2 separate regions of the Mus musculus genome follow, and region 2 is linked to region 1. Evidence: chromatin loops called from intact Hi-C (ENCODE). Cell type or tissue: left cerebral cortex. All regions are shown on one strand. Each heading gives the region's core, and the rest is flanking DNA. Links, peaks and the distances in the headings are about the cores only.

The links. Peaks named below come from ENCODE experiments on the same cell type or tissue, not always from the same donor. Only the 100,000 strongest peaks of a DNase experiment are listed, where the experiment ranks them.
Region 2: a loop joins it to region 1, with 5 times the contacts of the local background. A loop is called at or near these places in 1 of 42 quality-filtered maps.

The regions. Positions count from the first base shown.
Region 1 is chr2:29,523,256-29,528,712 of GRCm38, forward strand. Med27 (mediator complex subunit 27) reads left to right here. Exons shown (of 8, transcript NM_026896.5): 8 at 1,112-1,535. The coding sequence ends at 1,246. Among named protein-coding and RNA genes, the nearest start is that of Gm30761, 21 kb to the right of the region's middle. In left cerebral cortex, for the core only: no CTCF peak of the experiment used is centred there; DNase peaks (open chromatin) are centred at 2,213 and 3,270; H3K27ac peaks cover 564 bases.
Region 2 is chr2:29,249,832-29,255,288 of GRCm38, forward strand. 6530402F18Rik (RIKEN cDNA 6530402F18 gene) reads right to left here and starts at 3,162. Exons shown (of 2, transcript NR_029460.1): 1 at 2,634-3,162. In left cerebral cortex, for the core only: CTCF peaks have their summits at 2,670 (motif pointing left) and 3,948 (motif pointing left); DNase peaks (open chromatin) are centred at 1,722, 2,434, 2,617, 3,221 and 1 more place; H3K4me3 peaks cover 3,512 bases; H3K27ac peaks cover 2,203 bases.

The sequences.
Region 1 (5,457 bases), core at 1-4,000:
CAAGTCTACCTTAGTGACAGCTTCCCTTGAAGTCACTAGCCATTGTCCTTCCCTGCCGAGGAAACTCCACACTACCATGGCTGCCAGGATTCTCACCTGCTGGTCTGAGCAGTGGTGACCACAAGGAGTGTTGCTTGGCAGCTCACTGTCACAGTTCTTAAAGAGCAAGGCTACTCCTCACAAGACACGAGCCTGGCTTGAGAACTGACTGCGCAGTGTTCGAGGAAGCCTCTGGGTACTCTGGGCAAAGGCGCAGAGGGTCCTTCCCCGTGCTGAGGGGTGAGCATGTGACAGGCTTCCTCTACCTGACATGGCTCTTGACTGAAATGAGGGGGTTCTGAAGTAGAGCAAATCCATTACCCATCGCCCTCCTGTTATTTCCAAACCCCACACCAGCTTGTGGGTGGGCCACATGCTTGTATCAGTAACCTCCTCAGAGGCTATTGTCCCCTCGTTGACACCTTGGGGGAGTGAGTTATGTGACTTGCCTGGCTCTCAGGGCTGCCTGCCTGTGGCGGTGGGTTCTATTTCTAGGCCTTTATGCCCATGAGTCTCCTTGAGGTGGAGAATTGAGTTACCCGAGCCTCATCCTTATGCATGACATCTGGGAGCCCTCCGCTCTCAACCTCAAGGGTGGGCAACTGTCGCTTATTATGTTACTTGGTGACATTGGGGCCGCCCCAGCTGTGTTAAGCCCCACCATGACAGAGAGGGACAACCTCTGAAATGAGATTAGCTCAGAGCACATTGCCCTGGTACAGAATTTCACAGCACTTCCAGGCTGTGCCTGTGGCTGCTGCTCAGAATGGGTGAGAGAGGGTAGAGGCAGCTGTCTAGAAACAGGGAGCCTGGCAATGATGCCAAATAGATAGCCCTGGGGAACACTCCAGCTCTGGACAGCAGGGATTTCTGTGTTAAGATCTTGAGCGGAACAGGAGACATCCAAACTGGGTCACAGGGAGACAGGCTTGTGGGGTTAGGCAGCTTTCCTATAGGACCATGGGTGTCTTCCAGGGTCAAAGCCTGCTTAAGCTCTGTCCTTGGGCCACCAGGCCTTCCAAGAGGGCAGCCGAGGGGCTCCCTGAACCCTTTCTCTCCTTTCCTTTGTCAGACCTGGCTGAGAAGCTACATTAAGCTGTTCCAGGCCCCGTGCCAGCGCTGTGGGAAGTTTCTACAAGATGGCCTTCCCCCGACGTGGAGAGACTTCCGAACCCTGGAAGCTTTCCATGACACCTGCCGACAGTGACAGTGACCCCGGCCCCAGCACAGGGCAGCCTGCAGACAGGCTGCCTTCCCAAACAGCCCGACCCATTCACCACACAGGAGTCTACCACTGTTCTCCCTGGCAGAACTGTCAGCTGCATGTCATGATGGGGCATCACGGGAGGATGGTCTGCCCCTTCCCTGTGTGCTGGCCCCTGGGTCTGCTGCTCCCATGAGCTGTTAATGGAATGAACCTCTTCATTCTTACATTGGTTATGCTTGGTTGGTTTTGTAACTTATTTTTGTAAACAATAAAGCTTTTGTACCCTGGACAAGGCTCTGTGTTCTGCTTCTTACAGGAGGTCTGACATTCTCAGTTTAACCGGAAGAGTTTGCATTTGAAGCAGAGTCCTTGGGCTGGACATGCTAGGAGCATAAGCCCTGAATCTCAAGCTCCACAGGGTGGTGCAGGCCTGGAATCCTGGCTAGGAGGTGGACATGGGATCAGGAGTTCAAGGTCATCTTCAGCTGCATTGAGAGTTAGAATGGGCCAGTCTCAAAACGGGAAGAGGGACACCTTGTTTGTTTGTTTGTTTTGCTTCTATTGCCCTTTGGAAGGCCTAGTGGCCTAAGGACAGAGCTTAAGCAGGCTTTGACCCTGAAAGACATCCATGGTCCTATAGAAAAAGAGTTCTTTCCAAGGCTGCCTGCCTTTACTGTTTCTTCCTGGGGTCGGGGTGGGGGGCAGGGCTGGCAATGCTGTCCTGGTCATCTGTGCTGGTAAACGGAGGACTCCTTCTAAGGAGAGCATTGCAGATGGTTCTATTGAGTCAGCGCTACAGGTACCCAGAGAGGGGCCCTTCCCCAGCAGCAGCTACAGCACCTGCTAGTGTAGTACAGTGCAGGCTGCTCGGCCCTCTGTGGCCTGGGGCTCCCTGTGAGCCTTCTCCAGCCTTCCTAACAGAGCCACCCCCACTTCGGTAAAAGTGCCTGGACTAGAGGACATCTGCTTCCTCCCTCTTCCTCCCCCTCCTTTCCTGTAGTTACTGTAGTTACTCCCTGCCTCTCTCTCCTTCCTTCCCTGCTAGTTTTGGGGTTTTTTTTTTTTTCTTTTTTTTTTTTTTTTGTCTTGCTCGATAGTCCAGGCAGGCTTTAAGCTTGAGCAGTTTTGTCCCAGTGCTGGAATTACAGATATGCACAGAAAACTAAGACTTTGACTACAGGAGAGTGGCCAATTCCTGACTGGTCCTAGACCAGATTGGGAGGAACCAAGGCAGGAAGGTTTCTGTTTGTTTTCTCTTGTTCTTTACATTTTTGTTCACTTGTGTATATGAGTGATTTACCTAAATGTTTGTGCACCACATGCGGCTTGGGGCTAGAGTTTCAGAGTTGAGGTCACTGGGCAGTGAACTGCGTCCTCTGAAAGAGCAGCCCCTACTCCTGCCTCTGAGCCATCATCGAGTGAGGAATGTGTACCACAGCGCCATTCAACACGGGGCCCTAACCCAGAAGCAGTGCCAGGCGGGAGCTTGTGGGGCTGCAGGCCGTCAGGCCCATCCCTGCTACCTCCGTGCTCCTGGGATGTGCTCTCCTCTGCAGCCATGCCAGTGACAGTGACATGGGCCCCAGAGGACCCGACTCTGGGAAGCACATTTGGGAAGTGCGAGGGGTCTGCTTGTCAATAGCACATGCCCGAGGGTCATTGCATTGCATTCTGTGCCACAGTTCACTGAGATCAAAGATAGCAAGTCCTCTGCCTTTAGTCTGACTGTTGATTGAGCCTATAGCAGGGAAGCCCTTCCAGACACCACCCCCACTGCCGGCCGGGACACAGCGTCATGGACTTACTTCAGCCCTCTGATCCTTGGTCTCCCAAGATCCTCGCTATTGCCCTAAAGGAATGCACAACACTGGGTTAGCAATGAGAGTCTGCCTCAAGACTGCAGATCTTTCCAAAGACACTTAATGACAAGCAGACCTGGTACAGTGCCGAGGTATGCACTGCTCACATGGTATGATGGCAGCTCGCTGGCTGCGACCAAGTCGGGGCATGTGCAGAGTGACGAGCGCCTCGTGACTGCCAGCTGGCAGCTGGCACCTTCAGAGATGTGCAAATGTGGAACTGTCCCGGAGGACTAACAAGATTTCAGTGAGGGCGGGGCACATTGTAAGAAAGCTGTTTGCTTTTGAACCATTTGCGGTTCTGGTCCCCATCCCATTCATTCTATAGCTCTCCACCCTATTCCAGCCTGCTTCCGACAGGGGCCGTGCATGCAGAGCCCTCGCCCAGGCTTGGGCAGGCTGTTGCTCCCACTCAGAACAAGGGTCGTGTTCTTGTGTCCTCTGTCATCTTTAGAAACACAGTCTTTAAGACAAAGGGTGGTTTTCTGCTTCCAGGGATGACAGGACTTTATCCAGCAGGTTTGCCTAGGCAAAGCGAAGCTTTCCATACACAATAACATGGGCTGAGGGTGACCAAGGAGCAGGGTCAGTGGGCCACAGATGATGAACAGATGGCCCTGTGGGTAAGTGGCTCCCTCTGCAAGTTGGTCATCATGAAAGAAGAAGACTGGCTAAGCAAACAGATCAGCCGTGAGGCAGCCATGACAGTAGCCAGGCAGCAGAATCCCAGCCGTGCCTGCTAGTCTGATTTTCTTTTTTTCTCCCTTCTTGACACTTGTTTATTGTATGTGCACATGTCCATGTGTATGTATGTGCCCGTGCACATGTGTATGTATGTGCATGTGAGCTGATTCACAAATGAGGTCAGAAGACAACTTGTAGGAATTGTCTCAATTGTCAGGCTTGAGGCCAGGCATCATGACCTGCTGAACCATCTCAAATCTGATTTTATGTTTTTCGACACTCCCTAATTAAGGGAGGAGGAGAGGAGACACCAGAGTTGTGCCTGTTGTGCTCCCAGCTCTGTCTTGGGAAGGCAAGTTTGAATGGCAGTGCATTTGGTAAAGTCCAGAACGGGGGAGATCCCGAATGCTTGGTGATTACAGATCAGTGTGAGACGGCCTGGCTTCGGTGTCAGCTGTTAAAGACATTGACCTGAAATTGATGCAAAACCTCAAAGTGTAGAGAGGTCAGTTCCAAAAGTTAGATTGTGAGGGAAACCAGAAACAGACGGCTTCCTGGAGGAGCCTCCCCAGGTCCTAGAGCTAAGAGGCGATGGAGAGCGGAGTGCCACGATGACTGTCATGTGACTTGAAGATGTGGCTGTGGCTCAGTTAGTGGAGTGCTTGCCTAACATACTCCAAGCCTCAGCACCTCATAAACCCAGGCAGTGTGGTGGGCCCGCCTATAATCCCAGGCAGTGTGGTGGGCCCGCCTATAGTCCCAGGCAGTGTGGTGGGCCCGCCTATAGTCCCAGGCAGTGTGGTGGGCCCGCCTATAGTCCCAGGCAGTGTGGTGGGCCCGCCTATAGTCCCAGGCAGTGTGGTGGGCCCGCCTATAATCCCAGGCAGTGTGGTGGGCCCGCCTATAGTCCCAGGCAGTGTGGTGGGCCCGCCTATAGTCCCAGGCAGTGTGGTGGGCCCGCCTATAATCCCAGCCCGTAGGAGGTAAAGGCAGCAGAGAGGATCTTTCCTAAACTCAAGATCATTCTAAACTATACTGCAAGTTCAAGGCCAGCCTGGGCAACATGAGACCCTTCACCCTCTCTAAGGGTGGCGTCTGGCCAGACCTCCAAGGTATTTATTTGTCTTATGGGACTGTATTGTCACCCTCTATCCTTAATCTCTTCTCTACCAGCAAGCTCCATCCCAGGCAGGTGTATGGAGTTCCCACTTTACAGATGAAGAGCCTAGTGGAGGGATCTCCCACATTGACACGTGACTGACATGAGGGGCGGCTAGATAAAGTCTGAGTTCCCTCTCCACGGCTTCCTGCTTACCTGCTGGAAGTTACTGCTTCCAGGTAGCCAGGCCCTTGCCCCATGCCTTCTGCTGCCCACAGATTCTGGCTCCCATTAGCAACTGACAGAGCAGAGCAAGCAGGCCTGTGAAAGGTGGTCCAGATTTTTTTTCCTCCTGAACTAAATCGGGAATTGGCCTTTTGGTATCGAGTGATGTTTTAACACTAACACCATGGACACCACAAAATGGTGATCTTTCAGTGTTAATGCGAGAAGTTGCCGTTACATTTGGAGTGTCAGCGAGTGAGGCTGATGCTAAATTGAGAACCTTTAAGGTCACCCCAGTTGAGCGGAGGAAGGACATCTTCAGCCAGAAGAATTCTTACAAGATC
Region 2 (5,457 bases), core at 558-4,557, 270 kb before region 1:
ATTGTGTTTATATGAAACACTGCCACACAGACACAGCACATTCCTGCCCTCAGATGACAGGCAGGAGGATGGGACATTTTGGTCCAACCTGGCTGAGAGAGCTCCTTGCTCAGGGGTAAGCCCCCAGCCAGTGTTCTGTTGCAGGCTGCAGTGGGCCTCATCCATCTAGGTTAAGACCGCCCTGCCCCCTCTTGGGATGAAAGACTCCTAATACAGATGGATGAGAACCCAGCCAGACCACACTTCACACCTCTCCTCTGACGGCTTAAACAGAAACCTGCTCTAGACCCGGGCCCGGGCTCACTTCTTGCTAGAAAACTCCCTGGAAGAACGTGACCAAGCGTCTATTTTTTTTTTTTTCCAACCAGAGAAAATGTAGTACAAATAAAGTAACTCGGGCGCGGCAATGGTTTGGACGTTTCCAACCAAGCTCTGAGCTGCCCAGAAAGCAGCATGCCCCTAATTAATTCTTCCAGCAGCCGGCTCCCGACTGTTCACTAACAGGTAGGGCGCTCCTGACGGCTGGGGACGACCTGAGCGCCAGGCTGCGGCTCTCAAGGCGGGCCCAGCAGCCGGCTTCATCTGCAGGGCCGGCGGCTGCTCCTGGCTGGGACAGCGCTGGATTCCGGCTCGGGTGGGGAGGCAACGAGGCCCCGAGGCCCTGAGGCCGGAGCCCCAGCGAGCAGCAAGCGGCGCAACTTGCAAATCTATTAATTGCTTTGCAATTTTGTTGGTTTAAGCACCACACAATCCCTAGAAAATGGGGGGTGGGGGAAACAACAAAATCTGCCAGGGGAAAATGTGTTTACAACCCGTCAATCAGTTGGGCGTTGCTGGCATCGAGGGGGCACTGTGAGCTCGGCACTCGAAAATTACAGTAGATTTTTTGCCAAAAAGAAAATAAAGGGCGGGGGACTCGGGCAAGAGTCCGCGGAAAAAACGAGGTGGATAGCAGGGAGCGAGGAACCGGCAGGGGAGAGATTCCGAGTAAGAGGTTGCATCCTCGCGGATCGTTTTCTCCTTGGAAAATAAATCTTCACCTGATATTATTAAGAAACTGCAGCTCTCTGAAACAAATGGAATCAATGCGCTTTATTTTCTTTTAAGAGTCCTCAGGAACCGAGGCGGGGGGGTCTGATAGCCTGGGTATTAAAACCCGAAAATTAGATTTTATCAGGATTTCTGAACTCAGATTTCTCTGTCTTATTGAATTAGCGCCTTTCCAAGCTGGCCGGACTGCCAACAGGCTCTGCCGGAGTCTCGGGCTGTGCGCTCTCCTTGTGGGAAACTTGCCTCTGCGGGGCGCAGGGTCCCTGGGGATGATGGGGAGGCGGGGGGGGGGGCAGTCCACCGGAGGTTAATTCTTCTACCCAGGCTGGACAAAAGGTAGAAGAATTACCCAAGCTGAAACTTGCTTTGGAGGCCGTAGGAAGGATCGGGAAGGGAAGGGGAACCCCACGGCCGGCGGTTACCTCCCCTCCACCCCCACCCCGCCCTGGGTTGTCCCACGCTCACCGCTGCCTTGGTGGACGTTCGGGTTCGGGTGTCCCGGTGTCCCCAGTTCTGGGAAGGGAGCTTTCTCCAGACTCTGGTTTCTCCCTGTCACCCTCACAGCGGCTGGGAGGGCCCCAAAAAGTTGGGCTCTTGGGGGCGGGGCAGAACACCCAGCTCTGAGGACGTATAGCTGAGGCCGCCTCGTGTAGGTCCCTGAGGACGGGCGGGGCTAGCCTGAGGCCCGCAGACACCCAGGAGTCTGGCTGAGTCCGCGCTGAGCTCGGGCGCGTAGACAGTGGCGTGCACCGCACATAGAGCACAAACCGCCGCTGCGTTTTGCCTTTCCGAAGTTCGGTGCAAACCACCGGCGCAATTAATAATCACGCCTTTAATAAAGGCCAGGCTAGCATCCAGGCTGCCCCCTCATTTGACATCGCCTCCCTTAATTAAAAGACACCGAGCAAAGCTCCAGGGAATTATTCGCATTCTTTTTCCCGGCGCTGCTCCGCGGAGACCCTGTCGCCGCCATCCCCCAGCAAAGACCCGCAACTTACTCCGAAACGGGCGGACCCGAGATCTGGAGGTCCACTTCCCGTCTTTGCTCTCCCTGGAGTGCGACTCTCCACGGTGGTGGAGCCCCCTTCTCCGCCTGCCGACCCCCTCCACAGCACCGAAAGAAGTTTCTAACCTGACTGGCCAAGAGTTCTCCTTGCGCCTTTAGAGCCCAGAGGAGACTAAATTAGGGAGGGGAGCGCCGGCGGAGAAGGGTTAATTTACTTTTCATAGACACGAGTAAGCAGCGTTATTGCAACAGCCCATCCCCTCCCCACACAGGCGCTCGGATAGAAAAAGACGAGCTGGGTGGCGGGGAGCCCAGAGAGAAGACTAGCTACTCTACTTCTTAAAGATGCTGCACCCGGCGCGCACACACACCCCTCTTCCGCGGCTCCAGCCCTCCTTTAGTAGCAGCCGCCACCAGATAACTTTGCGTCCGAACCTCGGCTAGGAGGCTCCGAGTGACTCCCTGGTCCGGGGAGAACTGGCACCGTCGCCGAAGCCTTTTCAAAATGAAAGCACCCTGGCGAAACTGCGGCGCTTCCGTCCCCGCCCGCCGCCCCGGCGCTCCCCGCTCGCCTTACCCGGGCTCGGAGCAGCTTCCCGGAGCGAGCCCCGAGAGGCCGGAGACCGCCACCCTCTGGCTGGTGCTGGGTGGGCGCACGGGCCGCAGGGTTGAGAGCTGGAGACTCCTGCCCCGCGCCGCCGCTGCGGTGGCCACCCTCAGATCTGGGCTGGGGAACCCTCGGGCCGCCGGGGGGCCCGCCCGCAGCCGTCCCGGAGACGCGGGCCAGGGAAGGGGGCCAACCGCGCGGCTTGCATGGCCCTCCCGGGCCGATCGGGAGGTCGCTGTTAACAAGTGCAAACTTTTGGGGCCCCCTGGGCAGCCAGGGGAGAACCTGCACGCGCGCCCCACTCAGCCCCTGGCCTGGGTGGGCTTCGCCGCTGCTGGTCCAGGCGCCTGAACATCCCCCTGGCGCGGCGCCGGCCAGATGGCGGGGCGCCTCACCGCCCCCCTGCACTCCGCTCCAAGTTAATGCCGAGGCTAAATCCTCTTGCCATCACTCACGGTCACCATCGGGGCTTTTATCTCCCGGTCTGATCCGGGCTGCGTAACTTCCTCTGTGTGGCTTTAACACACCATCCCACCACGGAGCAACGGTCTTCTTAAAGGTGCAGGAAGGAAATACTGCGAGGCTCCGGGGACGAGCTCGGCCCGGGGAGGGGCGCGGCGAACAGGGGTGTCCCGGCGGGCCCGCGGCCAGGGTGGCCCCAGCAGGCGGCCGCCGGAGTGAGCCTGCTGTGGGGGGTCGCTGCCTACACATCGCCTGTCGGCCCGAGGACCAACCGGTCCCTGAGCTCGGGGTGCATCCTCAGCGGACTCGGGTCAGGCACAGCGGAGCTGCATCTCCCTTCTTCCCAACTGTGGGGCCTGACTCGGTGCCAGCGCCCAGGGGTGTGGGGGCTGCCCCATCGGCACCAGGGAGGGGGCCAAGTGAGTCAGCCCCCACCCCCCACAGCCAGGGCTCTAGGCTGCTGCTCCTCGGTTTCTGTCTCTTTCTCTCTGTGTGAAGCGCTGCCACCCAGAAGGCCCTGAGCAGTGGGTAAAGGGGTGGGTGGGTGGATTTGGGGAGCTGGGGAGGGGGAGCGCTCTGAGCGCACAACCAAAGCATGAATACCAGCTGACACATCGCCGCCTCCAGCCTGATGGGCCCTGCTTTTGACGGAGAAGCCAAGCCAGCTCTGCAGGGAGCGCAGAGTAGGGGGGCAGGAGGGCCTTTGCTAAGGAGCTCTCTGCCTTCCTGGGGCAGGCCTGGGAGGACCACGTGGGAGGACTCCAGCAGATGCCGGGCAGAGGCCACTGAGTTGACTGCCCTAGGACAGCCCTGTGCTCTCTTCAGCCCCCTGGAGGCTTCCTGCCAGGCTGTGTGCAGGCTGTAAGAGTGCTTCCTGGTATTCCCAGGGGCGCTTTGTGGGTCTTTTGGGGGTGCTCCTGGTCCCCTTTGGGTGGGTTCTTGCTGCAGTATTTACGGAGATGTCATTTGGATGCATCAAGAACAAAGGACCTAGAGGGGGTGGGGTGGGGGGAGAGAGAGAGAGAGAGAGAGAGAGAGAGAGGGAGAGAGAGAGAGAGAGAGGGAGAGGGAGAGAGAGAGAGAGACTGGTCCAAGGTCACAGAGGGTGTCACTAGGTTGGCTTGTACCTCAGCCCCCACCCCACTGCCTCCACTCACACCCACTTTAACCCTTCCCTACTCCCAACATCTCCCCCTAAATCTTAACAGAGGGTTGTTCTGTTGGTTATAACATTTGGAATTTTGTGACAAAGCAAGCAGGAAATGAAGAATTAAAGATTGTCATTGGTAATAATGATGATGATAATAATAACAAACAATTTATAGAGTGCCTTTCATGTCAGACTGCATGCAAAGTGGCCTGTGTGCACTGGTCCCTAGTTCTTCCCCAAGCTGTGTGACTTAACCTCAACTTGGAGTTTAGAGACCTTAAGTGGCTTGGCCAAGGTCATGCAACTAAGTAAGATTTTGGTTTGGGAGATGGATCTTCATGTTCTTAATTGGATGCTCCCCCACTGACTGGCTTGCTGGATTATTTGTGGCATGACACAAGTTCTTTCAGAGCCTCAGTTTCCCTGTCTGTCGAGTGTGACTGGCAAGACCTTTCTTTTCTGAGTGCCAACTTGAACACATCCTCAGATTTCAAAGAAGGGCCACCCCACCAAGCTGTCCAGGAAAGCAGATGCAGGCCAATGTCCTCTCCCCTAATACACACATATTCCTATCCTGGCCTCAGTGTCTCCAACCAGAGGGAACTCCTTGGAGGAAGCAGGCAGACCACAGCCTCTCAGATTGTAAGCATTTGTGCCTCAGGCAACAGTGAAGGGCACACTGTGGGGCTTCTGCCCAGGGTGAGTGATGACCCTGTAGGCCTTTGGCCTGCTGTCTCCCCCAGGCAGGGCCATCAATCCCCAGCAGTGCCCTGCTGTTACATCATACAGTGTCTGGATGCCTTCAACAAGGCATGGAGAAGGATGCTTTTAACTTCCAGTTCAGATGACCCGGGACCCTGGGCTGGCTCTACTGAGTTTCAGGATGGCTCTTGTGACCCACGCATGCAAAGATGCTGCCGCGACAATCACAGCACGGGAGAGAGACTGGGCTTTCTTGGCCCCTCACCTAACTAGCCGTGTGCATTTGAGGAGAACTTTTCTTGCTCTTAGCCTCAGTTTCCCCGTCAGTGTGAAAAGGGGATTTATCTGGGAGTGCAGCCCCTGCTTTTCCATCCTGAACTGACTGAATTCCACAGCAGCCTCCAGGAAAAGACATTCCTTTCAAAGAACAATAAAGTGCCCAGGAATGAATAGGATTCCAGCCATGTAGAGGGACCAGGT